Linked DNA regions of Homo sapiens: region 2 is linked to region 1. The links are chromatin contacts, found by Hi-C or POLR2A ChIA-PET in ENCODE. All regions are on one chromosome and are shown on one strand. The core of a region is the stretch at or near the end of the contact, and the rest is flanking DNA. Distances in the headings are between cores, read along the strand shown. Region 1 has its middle 83 kb from the start of PART1. Region 2 overlaps PART1 (prostate androgen-regulated transcript 1).

Region 1 (6,927 bases), core at 1,644-4,143:
TACAGAGGTGAAGTTTGCTTCGTGCACAAATTTCTTCATTTAATTCTGCATCAGAGAATAATCAAAACACAAGCACTTGGGATAAAGGCCATCTAAGCTATTTTAAAACAGAGCCAGTTTTTGCAAACAGGGGTACTGTTTACAAAACCGTGGTACTGGGGTAGTTTTGTAAACTTGGTACTGCTATGGAGTCCACAGGGCTTTATTACACAAAAGCCACATTTTAAATACGGGGAAGATGTTTAGCAAACTATCTTATGTGGTAAAACTGTCCAGAAAAGTCAGGACATGATAAGCCCAAATTTCAAGGAGTGGTTCCAACAAGGAGACTGCACAAAAAGCCGGCTTCATGCTCCATACAGTACAGTGGGCATACTCAAGACTTATTTTATGGTTAGGCTTTTGATGACATGATATAAAGTCTTGAATATATAACACACTTCACAATGAAAAATCTAGAAAAAGGGCAAATGATGATAAAAAGAAAAGTCCACCTTTCACGAACATCTTTCTTCAGTCTACTCAATTGCTGAAGCTGCAAAGAGTAAATGACACACATCTCTGGAGTGTGCACACCCTCCTGCCCTTATGTTAAAAAAGAGGATGGAGCCTCCCTCTCACGGCAAGCCCACGGGGCAGGGGGAGGCTTTGAACTGATAATGATGTACAGGTGAAAGTGATCACACGTCAGTGATCCGCACCAATGTTGATCAGCACTCTGTGGCATCTCCCTCCAGGCCGCATCTCAGGAGTCTACGTGTTAAACGTGAGCACTGGCTAATTCTTCATCTTAATAGGCACTTCCCAGGAAACTCCAACCCTGCTGAGACCCCTCCAGTTTGCCCAGTCCTGATTAATGTGCTACTTATTACAGAACATTGAAATGGTTCCCAGAACATGTTTGCAGCATCTGCGTCAATCAACAGATATGTCTAGCCCAATAAACTGAAACACTCTGTCTTCTTCCCTGCTGCATCTTAATAAGAAACCCAGAGAGTTTCAGGCTTCTTGTTAACCTTTTAAAGCACTATGAAATGAATCTCAATAAAATCTAAATGTGAATACCCAAAAATGGGAAAGAAAACACAGATTATAACTCCAATCAACCAAGAGTAAAGAGAAAAAGATCCAACATAAAACTTAAATTGGAACCCTGACAGCTGGAAAATACGACTGATGACTTCAAACGCTCTCTCTCAGAGTAGATGGGGCCACTGGTGGTGATTGTTTCTTTGTTCCAGCAATGCCTGAAATAGCAATAATGTGAGAACAATAATTCCACCCTAAATGCCCATGGGTAGAGAACATTGAACTATAACAGCAAGTGATATCTGCAGAACATCCTGGAGGTTGTGCGACATACATGGGAAGACATGCGAATTTTGGCATCCAAAAATCTTCTCAAATCTCACCTCTACTTCTTTCCTCTCTGAGTTGCAGTTCCCCATTTGTGTTGTGAAGGCAGTAATGTCTACTACATGGAACAGCTGTGAGTTTACATGAGACAATGTGTGTGAAATGCCCACTATGGTGCCTGGCATGTGGGAGGTGTTCAGTAATTGGCTCTACCCTTGTTCCGTGGGACACCTACAGCCACGAAGAGCTGCTTCATTCCTGCTTTCTATGGGCTAGGCCAGTTGCTCCAGGCCAGTAGCTTCTGGCAGTCCGTGGTTGCACCACCGAGTGGACAGTCACGCTTCAGAATGTCCTGGAGCAGTTTTCCACAATACACACAAGCCTTGCTGCATAAGGGCACCCAGTTTTGAAGATCACGTTTGGAGCAGTCAACTGGCTTCATTCCAGGTGATCTTATGTTGATGCTTAATATCCAGGAAGACTCCTAAGGGATGTTTATAAACCAGGTTGGTATCTAACAAAGCTGTGAAACAGTCCTAAAACTGTCATTGTTGATCCCCTGTTCCTTCATGGTATGTCCCTTATGCTCTTATTATCAGGCACCCTGTAACCACATTGGACAGAAGCTCCCTGTCCTTGCAGGGCTATAATCCCCACATTGCCACCTTCCAAAGCCATCCAACCCAGGCATTGCCCCATGCCTCAACATGAAAACTCACTTGCCTGGTAACCCACTTATAAAACCAGAAACCAAACCATTTACAGAAGATCTAGTCTAATCCTCCATTTAATTAATAGGAAATCTGAGGTCAAGGCCCAGGAAAGGCCAGATGCTAGCACAGCCAGGTCTGGAGGCCAGAATATCCAGCTCCCAGATCAGAGGTGTTTCCACTCCACAGTGCTGTCTTAGGAGGCTCGGCAGGTGGACCAAAACCATGGCACACAATAGCTTAGTGTGTTCCTTCTCTAAAGTAATATTTGCTTTTAACAGGGACATATAACTGAATAGAATGAAGAATACTTAAATTTCAAAATAGCAGCCAGAGCCAGTGGGATGATGTTTGAGGTTGAATAAGAGACTTTTGGCCTCCCCAAATCATTGTACTTAGGCAACCACCTACACTCTCAGGAAATGTTCTGCAGATGAAGAATGTTTTGTAGATGTGACTTCCACCCTTCCATCCACCTATCTATTCAACAAATACTTGCTGAGTGTCCAATATATACAAGGTACAATTCAGTAGGGACAGAAAAGATGACCTCTTCCCCTGTATTCATGTTCTGTGTGCCAGGTCTTGCACCAAGCACTTCCTTTGCCTTGTCTGACTTAATCATCACAACAATCACATGAAGCAGGTATCATGTCCCCCATTTTACAGACAGGGAAACTAGAGCTAATAGAAGTTAAGTAAATGCCCAAAGTCTTGAAGTTTAGTAAGTAACACAGCTGAAATTTAAGCCCAGTCTGCTGTACTCCACAACCTCTGCTTTCCCTCCTTCCTGATGCTGTCTCTCCAGCAGGTAGGTGCACAGCTGACCTTTGTCAAGAAAGTATTGTGAAACCCACATTAGAAAATGCACGTGAAGCAGGCAGCACAATGCTTGGCATATAGTAAATGCCTTCTCTTTTTAAGGTTGGACAGGACAAACTGTTTCATAAAACTTTTGTTTAGTTTGGAACTCAATGACTCTTTGGTTTGCAATATTGCAACAAATGCCAATATTTTATATAAATGACAAGCATTTTAGTGTAAACTGGCCACTTTGTTAAAACTGAGCGATTCTCCTCAGAAAGGAAGATCTAGGAAAAAGGAAGTTCTAGAAAAAAGATCTAGAGAGATTTTCTGATCCTACAGCCTAACCAAGTTATTTTGTGTACCCAGCACCCCGAGTCAGCCAATTCTTTTTTTTTTTTTTTTTTTGTCTCTCTCTCTATTCATTTATCTGGAGACAGAGCCACATTCATTCCTCATTTAACTAGTACACAATTAGTGGGTGGTATTTAATGAAACTATGTTGACTGCTTGGATAAAAAAAATCATCAGAATGGAATGTTGAGCAACTATTATTTTGGTTGGAACAATGGGCTTTGTTAACCTGAATGTAATTGAAACTGGAAGTCTTCCCCAGGGATTGCATTACCTCTGCTCAAGTGACTACAAAAACTCTCTGATGTCAGGTCGCTGAATACAACTTCAGTGGCCTAAAGCTTCTAGAGCAGCACTCTCTACAAGAGTAGAATTTCTGTGATGATGAAAATGTTCTTTCTGTGTCTCCTCTGCCAAGTAGCTACTAGCCACATGTGGCTATTGAGCCCTGGAAATGAGATTGTGTGGCCCAGGAACAGGATATTTTATTTTCTTTTATTTTCATTAATGTGGAAAGCCACATGTACCCTGTGGTCAGCATAGTAGATAACATAGTTACAGAAGAATTGACAACAGGAAAGTTGTTTTATAGAGGAGGGAATAAGGGCTCCGTAACATGACATCATAATTTCTAGACAAACGCTTAACTTCCCTGAAGCAGATTCCGCCAAGAGGGATTGGGCCATGTTGGAAAGAGACCAGTTTGCCTGTAATATTCTTCCTTTCTCTAATCCTGGGCTCCCTTCAGGTAGAACCCAGATCACCATCAGGAACCAGAGAATGAGAAAAAGTAGAGAGATTGTGGAACCTCTAAGCCATCTTCTCACAGAGGAGGAAACTAGAGTTCAAAGATGCAGCCACCTGCCCTACCTCATATAATGAAAGAACAATAGAGCCTTCTGACATACAGACTACCCGCTTTCAACTAAATTTGGCTGACATCTGTCAGTTCTCTTCTCTAATTAACTGTGGGCAAATAAGTTTTCAGGTGTTGCAAGGGCCAGGAAAACAGTGAAAATGTCTAAAGAATGCCAAGAGTAAGGTGAAAGGGATCAGTATCCTATCAGGAGTGGGCATCCCATCAAAACTGGGCAGCTGCCCCTTGCAGCCAATTGCAGCCAGGCAATAATGTGTCATCTGACTGTCCAGTTTTCCCAAGAGGAGCAAGGAATGAGTTTGCAACCTGTAGCTTAACCTATTTCACCTCACTCTCATAACTCTCCTCCATTCTCAACTACCAAGAATACTTGCATTATAATAGAAGATCTGGCATTTTGGAAGTTTGTTCAAAACTCAGGGGACTGAATCTGTAACTGGCGCAATTTTTGGCTCTATGAAGGACAATGAGGTCACTGGCCCTGTCGAGGACTCTTCAAACCATTCCACATAGGTGGGCACCGCTATGCTATATCCAGCCCAAAGCTAGTCAGGAGTTTCACTCCCCCAACTAAGAAAATTTAACAAAAGACAGCAAATAGGTCATTGTGCAGAAACATTCAAATGCTTATGGTATTGCTTATTAATTATAACATAGTGGCCTACATCTATTTGAAAAGGAATATTTGCTGGGTATAAAGCAGATACTTCTACTGAGTATAAGCCAGATACTTTACCAAGGTTATTATAATATGTTAATCTCTAAAACACCATTTCTAGATAGTGATTATTATTCCCAATGTATAGATCATAGATTATTGAAGTTAAGTATCTTGCTCAAGAACACAAAGGAAAAACATAGAACGTGGACTCAAAAACAAGTTGGGCTTCAAAACCCAAGCACTTTCCACCATATCCTGCCCCTTCTTCCTGCCCCAATTACACCCACAGGGGTTCCTTATTCTATCCAACAGATGGGCTCTGGGTGGCTCTCTGTGCAATAGATCATCTTGCACTTTTTTTTTTCTTTCCTAAATCATAGTTTCAGACTTAACTAATTACAACATTTCCATTCTCATCATTGGAAAAAAAATAATAAAGATATTTCCTGCTAAATCAAAACAACAATAAGACAAAATTTCATATCTGCAGTGACATAGAATGGATAAGCATCTCCTATCCAAATTTACCCCATTCCTGATGCCTGTCAGCAGTGGATGAGAAGTATGTGCCCTACATATCTTCTTTTTAAAACTTGCCATGTCTAAATATTTAAAGTACAGGATTCTGAAATGCACAATTAATTTTTAAAACTAAAAGGAGGAACCAGAGACAATACATCTGCTATCCCAAACTCTTTCAACTGTTTTCTCTATCTAAAGTAAAAAACAACTCTCAGTGCACGATTTATAACCGCCATAACTCTCTTCTGTTTGAGATGCCACATCTACAATGATTAATGGGAAGAGTCCAGGGTTTCTAATACTGTCTACTCTGATGGCAAATTGATATATAGTCCTCAGCAAATTCCATTTGAGTCTATGATTTTCCTGTAAATGTGCCCCAGAGTTGCTGCCACATTCCTAAATTCCAGCTAAAATTTATGATCACACTTCCACCTTTGATTATTGTGTAGGAGTTTAATGTAAAACTCCCAAAATAGTAATATTACAATTGTGTTTCTTTATTTTATTCCAGGCTGCCTGGTACTCTCAGTTTTACATTAGCAAGCTTTTTGATGAAAATTTGCCTCATTTTCTATCAGCTGCATTAATAAAAATAAGTATTGCTGAGAAAATAGGACCACGTGGCACAATTAGCTAATACACATTCCTTCTATTTCTTGTAAATTATGTTGAAAAAAAAATGGCAGTAAAAATGAGTGTGGGGAGTTCCATGTGCTTCCCAATGGCTGGTTGAAAAAGTACTATAAATTCAACACAACTAGCCTTCCTTGCTGTAAGCACCAAGAGCAGTGTGTTCACCGAAATGTGACTGAAATTGGAAATAAGGTAGGGATGAGGAATGAAAAAGGCCAGGAGATGAGATGTGACGGAAAAAGCGGAGGCCAAGCAAGATGAGCTGGAGGTGGAAAGGAGAGAGTGTATGTTTGGAGAAGTTCTGATGAGGAGCTGCTTGGTGACAAGAGGGTCGTTGAGTACCTGAGAGTACCTTTACCTATTTTATTATGACCACCAAAGATTTCAAATGATTTTCTGCAGCTCTTAGCTCCCGAGCACACTGGAGCTGAGGAAGGAGACGTTTCTCTCAGAAGATCATCAAAACACTCTAGCTGCAAAAAAAGCAGGGCACATGTGCAGTAAATGTAACCTGGATCCGCGCAGTCACAAGCCTATCTCCCTTTCCAGAATACAAGACCCCTCTCTTCCCCTCTGCTTGCTTCTTTCATCCTTACATTTGTATTACATTTTTTCTTTTTCCTTTTTTTTTTTTTTTTTTTTTTTTTTTGAGACGGAGTCTCACTCTGTCACCCAGGCTGGAGTGCAGTGGCACGATCTCGGCTCACTGCAACCTTCGCCTCCCAGGTTCAAGCGATTCTCCTGCCTCGGCCTCTGAGTAGCTGGGACTGCAGGCGCACGGCACCACACCCAGCTAATTTTTGTATTTTTAGTAGAGATGGGGTTTCACCACATTGGCCAGGCTGGTCATAAACTCCTGACCTCAGGTGATCCATCCACCTCAGCCTCCCAAAGTGCTGAGATTACAGGCGTGAGCCACCACGCTTGGCCCCTTATATTACTTTTAATGGCAAAAACCGCAATTACTTTTGCACCAACCTAATATTAGTTTAAAACATGGCTGCAAA
Region 2 (6,927 bases), core at 1,517-4,016, 140 kb after region 1:
GCATTTGCTTTGCATGTCTTTGCCTAATTTTTATCTTTATTATCCTTTCTGAGTTTCGTTGTTTTAGATGCATCTCACATATTACAAATAATTTGATTTCCCTTTTTTGTAAATTTGAGTCAATAGGTGAATTAGACAATTTAAACTTTTTATGGTAATATGTTGAAATGTTGTACTCTCATTTATGTTAGGATTCCTTTCTCTTACTTTTGATATTCCACTACATAGTCTATTTTGTTATCATGCCAACTTAATTTTTCACTCTTATTTTTTATTTTTGCCTGGATTCTAAAATTTTTCATTGGCCTTGAGGGCCAGTATGTTTACTTGGATACCTCTCAATGTTGATCATTCTGTATCAATTTTTTCTGAGCTACAGTATGCCCTTTCCATTTGTAGATTCAAGTCTTATTTTATTTCTAAAGAGTTTTACTGAGTAATATCTCCAGACTTCTTCTTAAAAGATACAAATAATGCATATGTTGCAATTCTTTTGTTTTCTGTATCTTTCATGTTCTCTCTAGTTCACTCTAACTTTGTTCATTTCTGGTTATTTTGCTTATATCTTTTGTTTATGTGTCTTAATGTTGCCCTCCTATTCCTCACTGTGATGTCAGCAGTGTTTCTTCTTAGTGTTTATTACAGTATGCTTGCATTTCCATGGTAGCTTTATTTTTCTCTTCTGCTTCCTTCCTGACCTTCAGAAGTTCTTGTTTCATTTCCTCCTGTGGTGGTGCTAGTATTTCCCCTGATCTCTCAATTGCTCTGCTTCCAGCCTCTTCATTGTTTCATTAAATTCATTGTTCATAGACATTTATTTTGTCATAATTTTCTACTTAATGGCAACTTGTTATTGGTGAGGATTCTTTATGTTCCCCTGTCCTCTTCCTCCTTTTGTCTTGTAAGTTATTTGTATAGATCCTGTGCTAGTTGCCTTTTTGTTACTCATCTTTAAATGAAGTGTGTTCTTCCTGATGTTGGAAGTGATCCAGGGTCTTGTTGAGAAGGGGATGAGCAGTTCCAGGCTAGCAAGAATTCTCCCTGGTTCAGGGACAAACTCATGATGACAAGACTATATGTGCGGGTTGTTTGAATTTTTACCTCTCTCCAGCCAACAGGCATTGGCAGCTACAGAGCAGGAGGCAATTCAGCCTCTCTCCTCCACCCTGCCTCACTAGGACACAGACTGATTGCAGCATTTCTGCACATTTTCTGCAGTTCTGCTTGCTCCACTTTCCTGTGAGGTCAAATGCGGTAAAGGGATGCTCCAACCCTACCCTCCATGTACCTGCCTTTCCTGTGATTCCGAAGAAGGGGTGGTTGGTTTTGCCCTCAAAGTGCCATCTACTTAAGAAAACAGTTTCCTGCCAGCTTTATCTGAGACCTGTGTTCCCAAGCACTCCCTCCAGGAGCCTTTGTGCACCCATATTTGATCTTCACTGCATTGAGAGCCTCTCCAAATATTATCTTTTGGGAGTTAGTCTTCAAGGTTTATCAAATATGAAATTCATATTTCTGTCCCTGTTTTCTGGCAAATTCTAAGGAGAAGGGTAGAAGACATATCTTTTGTCTGACCTTTTAAATGGAAATCCCAATATTTACAAGAGGTAAAAGGAATTTTGAAGTAAACATAAAGAGCAGCCTTAAAGTTGGGAAATGTCCTATCAGGGGAACATATATCCTGCCAATTAGTCATGGAAGAAGGTAGAACAATTACTTGACCTTTGCTTCAGTGGTTAGGGACCAGAAGAGCACCATGCAGACTATGTTCTTGCTGTGTATAACTGTTCCCTCCCTGTGAAACTTATTTCCCCCAACCCCTGCTTTCCGTTATGTTTGTCCTTTAGAATCTTTGGTACCAGCAGCATCAGCATCACATGGCAGCTTATTAGAGATGCAGAATTTTAGGCTCCTCCCCAAGCCCCAGAAGCAGCACAGGAATCTGCATTTAACAAGATCCCCAGATATTCATATGCACATAAAATTTGGGAAGCACCACTGTGGATCTCAGTTCAAGCACCAATTTGCTTCACTGATCAATCACATCAGGTTCCTGTTACGCATACTCATAAAATGATCCTTCAGAGCTCTCGCTCTGTAGCTGTGCATTTATTATGATAATTTTTTTCCTATTCCTGTGTATCTCTCTCACTAAACTAGTGTCAGGCTCTATGGCTTATCCCACAACCAATCAATAAATATTTGCCAAATGACTAAATGGATGTGCAAAATTCATATTTGTATCTGAGTATTTTTAAAGCCAGTTGGCACTGCCCATTCTCCTGCTAGTGGTCTCCCTGCCTCAGACTCATCCATGACTGCATCAGCCTTGGACTCCTCAGCCCAGCTCTCAGACTGGCCCTTCCAGAAGTGAGTGAGTAAATGAAGGAAAAAATGACATTGCTGAAAAATCCAAGAAATTTCATCATTCAGACCGCAGTTCCTCAACATCTCACATATCTGTAAATGCCACAGAGAGATTGTTTCCTGAGTGCTATTTTGGAAAATATAATCACGATTTTTGTGTGGGAAGAAAAGACACTCCCCACAGACATCAGAGCAGACACATCCCCCCAGCCCTAGTCCACAGAGGGTATATTGCAGGAAAGTCTTACTGAAAGAAAGAGGGGCTACAACAGGGCTGGATGGGTGCTGAAGATGCTGAACTCAGGCAATGGAATTGCTTTTGTCAGTTGCCCTCACCAGGTGTGGCTGTATGACTGAAATTGCCAGTCTCCCCTGCTGGTGGTAGGGACTGTTTTGATTAACCAAGTAGAAGGTGACGGTTTAAAACTAGTTTCCCAATTTGGGTAATTAAACCTCTGCTAAATATAGTAGGTTTAAAATGAATGTTCACAACATTGAAACAGAACATGCTAATTCTAAAAATACAGACTCCCTTGCTGTGAAAGACCTCTCAGGGGAGAACCGACATTGAAGCAAAACAATGATTTCATCCCTCCCGCCCACCATCCCCCAGCCTGTGAACCAATTTGTTTGAAGAGATGAGGCTCACCACACTACAGCAAAGGAACCAGAGCTGTTACCAGACACTAAGGAAACTAATCACAGAAAGTCAAAGGAAGAAAGGTTACAAGGCTGAAATTTCTTTTTGTGGGATCCTGTCCTGCACCAAAACAGGCCAACCAGCACTTCTTATGTCTACTCCATACAAGGTATATAAAACTCAAGTTAGTGGGGAAAGGAATTTTCATTAAGTCACTTAGAAATGAGAGACATGCAAATGAGAGAAACTGACTTTCTTTGAAGAAAGTGTAAACTTTCTAGGAAGCCTCTTTCCTGAATAATTAAATCACAGAGAACCTTGACTCTCTGTGGACTCAAAAGCAATTACACCCAGTTCTTAAACAGAGCTGTTCCCTCATCATAAAATCCCCTGTGCATTTCCCTCTGTATAACAACAAATGGTCCACAAACCTCCTTCAAAGAGTTGTCCTCACTTGGTGACTCCACTTCTCTCCCTGTTCTCTTTTATCTCATTCCAACCACAGAAAAAGCTTGTATTGAGGTCACATGCCTTCATGTTGCTCAATCCAGTGGTCAGTCCTTTCATATCAGCAGCATGTGACAAGACTAATGACTCCCTGCCTGAAAAATCTTCCCTTTTCATTCATTTGGCGTTTAGCCTACCATCCCCTCTTCTTTGTACTCTGACCTCAGTAGGGACGACTTTGCTGGAAAAGAAATTTAGAATTTGATTATGTGTGACCTAATCTCCAGTACCCATGTATTCTATTTTTGAAAGACTTGAATTTTCAATTATATTTGTAACAAAACCGTGTATGTGGAAATGATGGAATAACAGCCTCTTTTTTTCCAAGATGATATGTGCATCTTCAGACCTTTATACAGATGAGCTCTTTACCTCCATCTTCTAAAACTATTAATTAATCCAGAGAAGTGTGTTGCTATAAAATATTCTGTGAAGCATTTTCACTTATTTTTCTTTTCTTTCAAAGAAAACAATATGGCCCAGTTCCTGGCTTTTGAAGAACTAGAGAAAATCATCATCATTGGTGCCTCCAAGGCTCTTTGGTTGGTTCTGCAATCATAGGAACCCTTACCTGGTCTCCTGAGACATTCTCCTCTCTCCACACCATAGTACAACACCACCCACACACCTGATGGCAGAGCTTTTAGGTGAGCTTCTCCATCTTCTGGCTTAGAGTTACCCAGGAATAAAGAATAGCTCCTGTAGCTCTGAATCCTTCAAATCCCCCGATTGGCCCTTAACTGACTTCCTTAGTGAATCTGCAGACTTTTGGATGGGAGACAAATATGCACAAACTATACCTACAATTCAATGTAGGACAAAGGCTACCTGGTACAATATTAATATGTGCCTGCATTGGAGATTTTGGAATCTTAGGACTTAAAGAAGGGTCTAATTCGATTACCTCAGTTCCAGATGAGAAAATGAAGGCCCAGAAAAGCAAGTGATTTGCCTAAGATCTCACAGTGACCAGTGAAGGACCAGAGCTGGACTAGGCTCTCCCGTCAGCAGTTAGGGCTCTTCCCAGTGTCCTTCCTCTTCCACATGCTACTTGCCCTTCACTTTATAGAGTCCTATCTTCTGCAGGGAAATGCATTGATACAGTCCCCTGTGCTTTGATCTTGGTGTTACAGTTACATCTCTAGAGGATTCTTATATAGCATAGTATGTTTCACAGTTGGTCATCATTGGAACTCTCTGTTTTTCTGTGCTCTTGCCTGGACTTCTTTCAAAAGGAATCCATTCATTAACAAATCTTTCAGAAAAAAAAATGTCTGCAGCATTATCAGAAGTTAATCATTTAAATCTAAAGGAGAGAGTAAAAGGTTAGGTATAGTGGATTAAAGAGTTCTTTTTTCGAATGGGCACGGTGGCTCACGCCTGTAATCCCAGCATTTTGGGAGGCTGCGGTGGGTGGATCATCTGAGGTCAGGAGTTCGAGACCAGCCTGACTAACATGGTGAAAGCCTGTCTCTACTGAAAAATGCAAAAATTAGCCGGGCGTGGTGGTGCACGCCTGTAATCCCAGCCACTCGGGAGGCTGAGGCAGGAGAATTGCCTGAACCCGGGAGGCAGAGGTTGCAGTGAGCTGAGATTGTGCCATTGCACTCCAGGCTGGGCAACAAGAGTGAAACTCCGTCACAGAAAAAAAAAAAAAAAGAGTTCTTTTTTCCAGCTGAAGATAGTCAAGCGGGTTATTTTCTACTGTCTTCCTCGGAAAGGTGAGCATTCATTTGTTTCTCTGGCACATTAACATTCTCAACTAAGGTCAGTTGACTGGTTAGAACTACAGGTCTGATTTTCTTCGAGAGAACCCTCAAGATTTCTGATTTTACTTTCTTCCAAAGGAAATGTGTATTTTTTCTTCAAGTAATGATATTCAGGGGTATATTCCCCCTAAGTAATAGGTTAGCAAATTCTGTGAGCTTCAGGACTGAAGACTAATTCTTTTGCAATGCTGAGGTGGGCCTTCCAGCCCCAGACCTGGCCACACCCATCATAAAGATTTTTACTGATGTAATTAATAATTTGTATATGTATGAATTCTTTGGATTATTTCTGCTTTCTCAAGGGATATGTCACATTTATTTCCTCATACTCCCAGACCTGGCATAGAATAGTTAGTCGGTAAACATTTCTTGTGTTAAATTGTTGACTTTTCTTCACTTTTTATGGAACTTAATCTTCTGGCTCAAATCATACTGGCTTAATCATACTGTTCCATACTATACGTGTAGAGTAGATAAAGGCAGAAGGCAGGGCCTATTTATGCTTTTGAAACAAATGTAGTGAGCATGAATTTGTTTCACAATCCACAGGTACATGAAATAACACATTTCTTTACCTTTTACATATCTAATTCCAACTGAAGGAGCCTCTCCCATTCGAGTTGACAGAAAACCCAATCTCAGTCATTCTCTGGCCACCATCTACCCCACCCACCAACATAAGAAGGCTGAGGCTTGTGAAATCTATTTATGGAAGGGCCGCTGGTGTGTCCCACAATCTTTAATCACAGAACCTTGAAATACATTGTCCACCCCAACCTGATTTATTCCATGGTGGGTGACGCTGTTGCTCACTGAATAACAGACTCCACTGGAGTCTTTGCTCTGCGTCTCAAAGTCACTGTATTTATCTACAGGTACCACATTCAGGGATCTTAGCACTCCAACATCCTCCATGATTCAACTTCTCCCCTTCAACTTTCTAGTCCTCCCTAAACATCAATCCAGTGAAGTAGCTCCAGAAGCACAGATCTAGGTAACAAAAGCATCTCCTGGCACAAGGGACACTCAGACTTCTGCACAAAACCATCTAGCTACCCTTCAGTTGATGTGGATGGAGAATAAAAACAGAAAAAAAAAAGAGAAAATATATTTATTTTTTCATCATTTCATGCCACCACAGATTAAGCTGTTTTCACCAGTTACCACATTCATGCTTAAACATTTGGTAAATACAACTATGAAATTATTTTATAATAGAAAAAAATGTAGGAAGGTTTTTTTTTTCTTTTGTAAGGAATTGGAGACAATTAATGAGGAAGATGTGTGGCCAGGAAAATTATATTTCAGCAGTATGAAAGGTTGGTCTGCTTCTCCCACTCCACAATTCTCAAAACAATGTAAACTATCATCTTTTTTTAGATGGGAAAAAGTCATGTTCACAATAAGCCGACTTCATTTCCTCCTGTTTCAGCGTCTGCTTTCTTGACCTGTCCTCCAATTCTGCATATTTGAACCAGATTGATTGAGGGACACTGGGATGATTTTGAAAGTCCTCCTGCATGTCATCTCACAATTTCTCAGATAAATTACTCAGGAAGTTAGACTTGAAAGAAAACTCTGATTGTTTCAAAAAGCCTTTCACCTTTGTGTATAAATTCTTGAACCTGCCAGTTGCTCTGTTGC

The links. Hi-C counts contacts between places; a loop is a spot of excess contacts on that map. ChIA-PET counts read pairs that join two places held with the same protein, here RNA polymerase II (POLR2A). Pooled maps may share reads with other maps.
Region 2: a pooled map shows a loop between it and region 1 (3-fold over the local background). The contact joins two enhancer-like sites. A Hi-C loop is called at or near these places in 1 of 168 maps with a recorded cell type or tissue (chondrocyte) and 5 of 50 pooled maps. POLR2A ChIA-PET finds 5 or more read pairs at or near these places in 1 of 52 experiments (PC-9).

The regions. Positions count from the first base shown.
Region 1 is chr5:60,400,903-60,407,829 of GRCh38, forward strand. It overlaps a transcript of PDE4D not described here. Among named protein-coding and RNA genes, the nearest start is that of PART1, 83 kb to the right of the region's middle. Within about 2 kb of position 2,894, at least 2 of the 41 ENCODE cell types and tissues checked have a DNase peak (open chromatin) inside an H3K27ac peak, as active enhancers do.
Region 2 is chr5:60,538,670-60,545,596 of GRCh38, forward strand. The region is part of intron 3 of PART1 (prostate androgen-regulated transcript 1); the gene reads left to right. Among named protein-coding and RNA genes, the nearest start is that of PART1, 54 kb to the left of the region's middle. Within about 2 kb of position 2,767, at least 7 of the 41 ENCODE cell types and tissues checked have a DNase peak (open chromatin) inside an H3K27ac peak, as active enhancers do.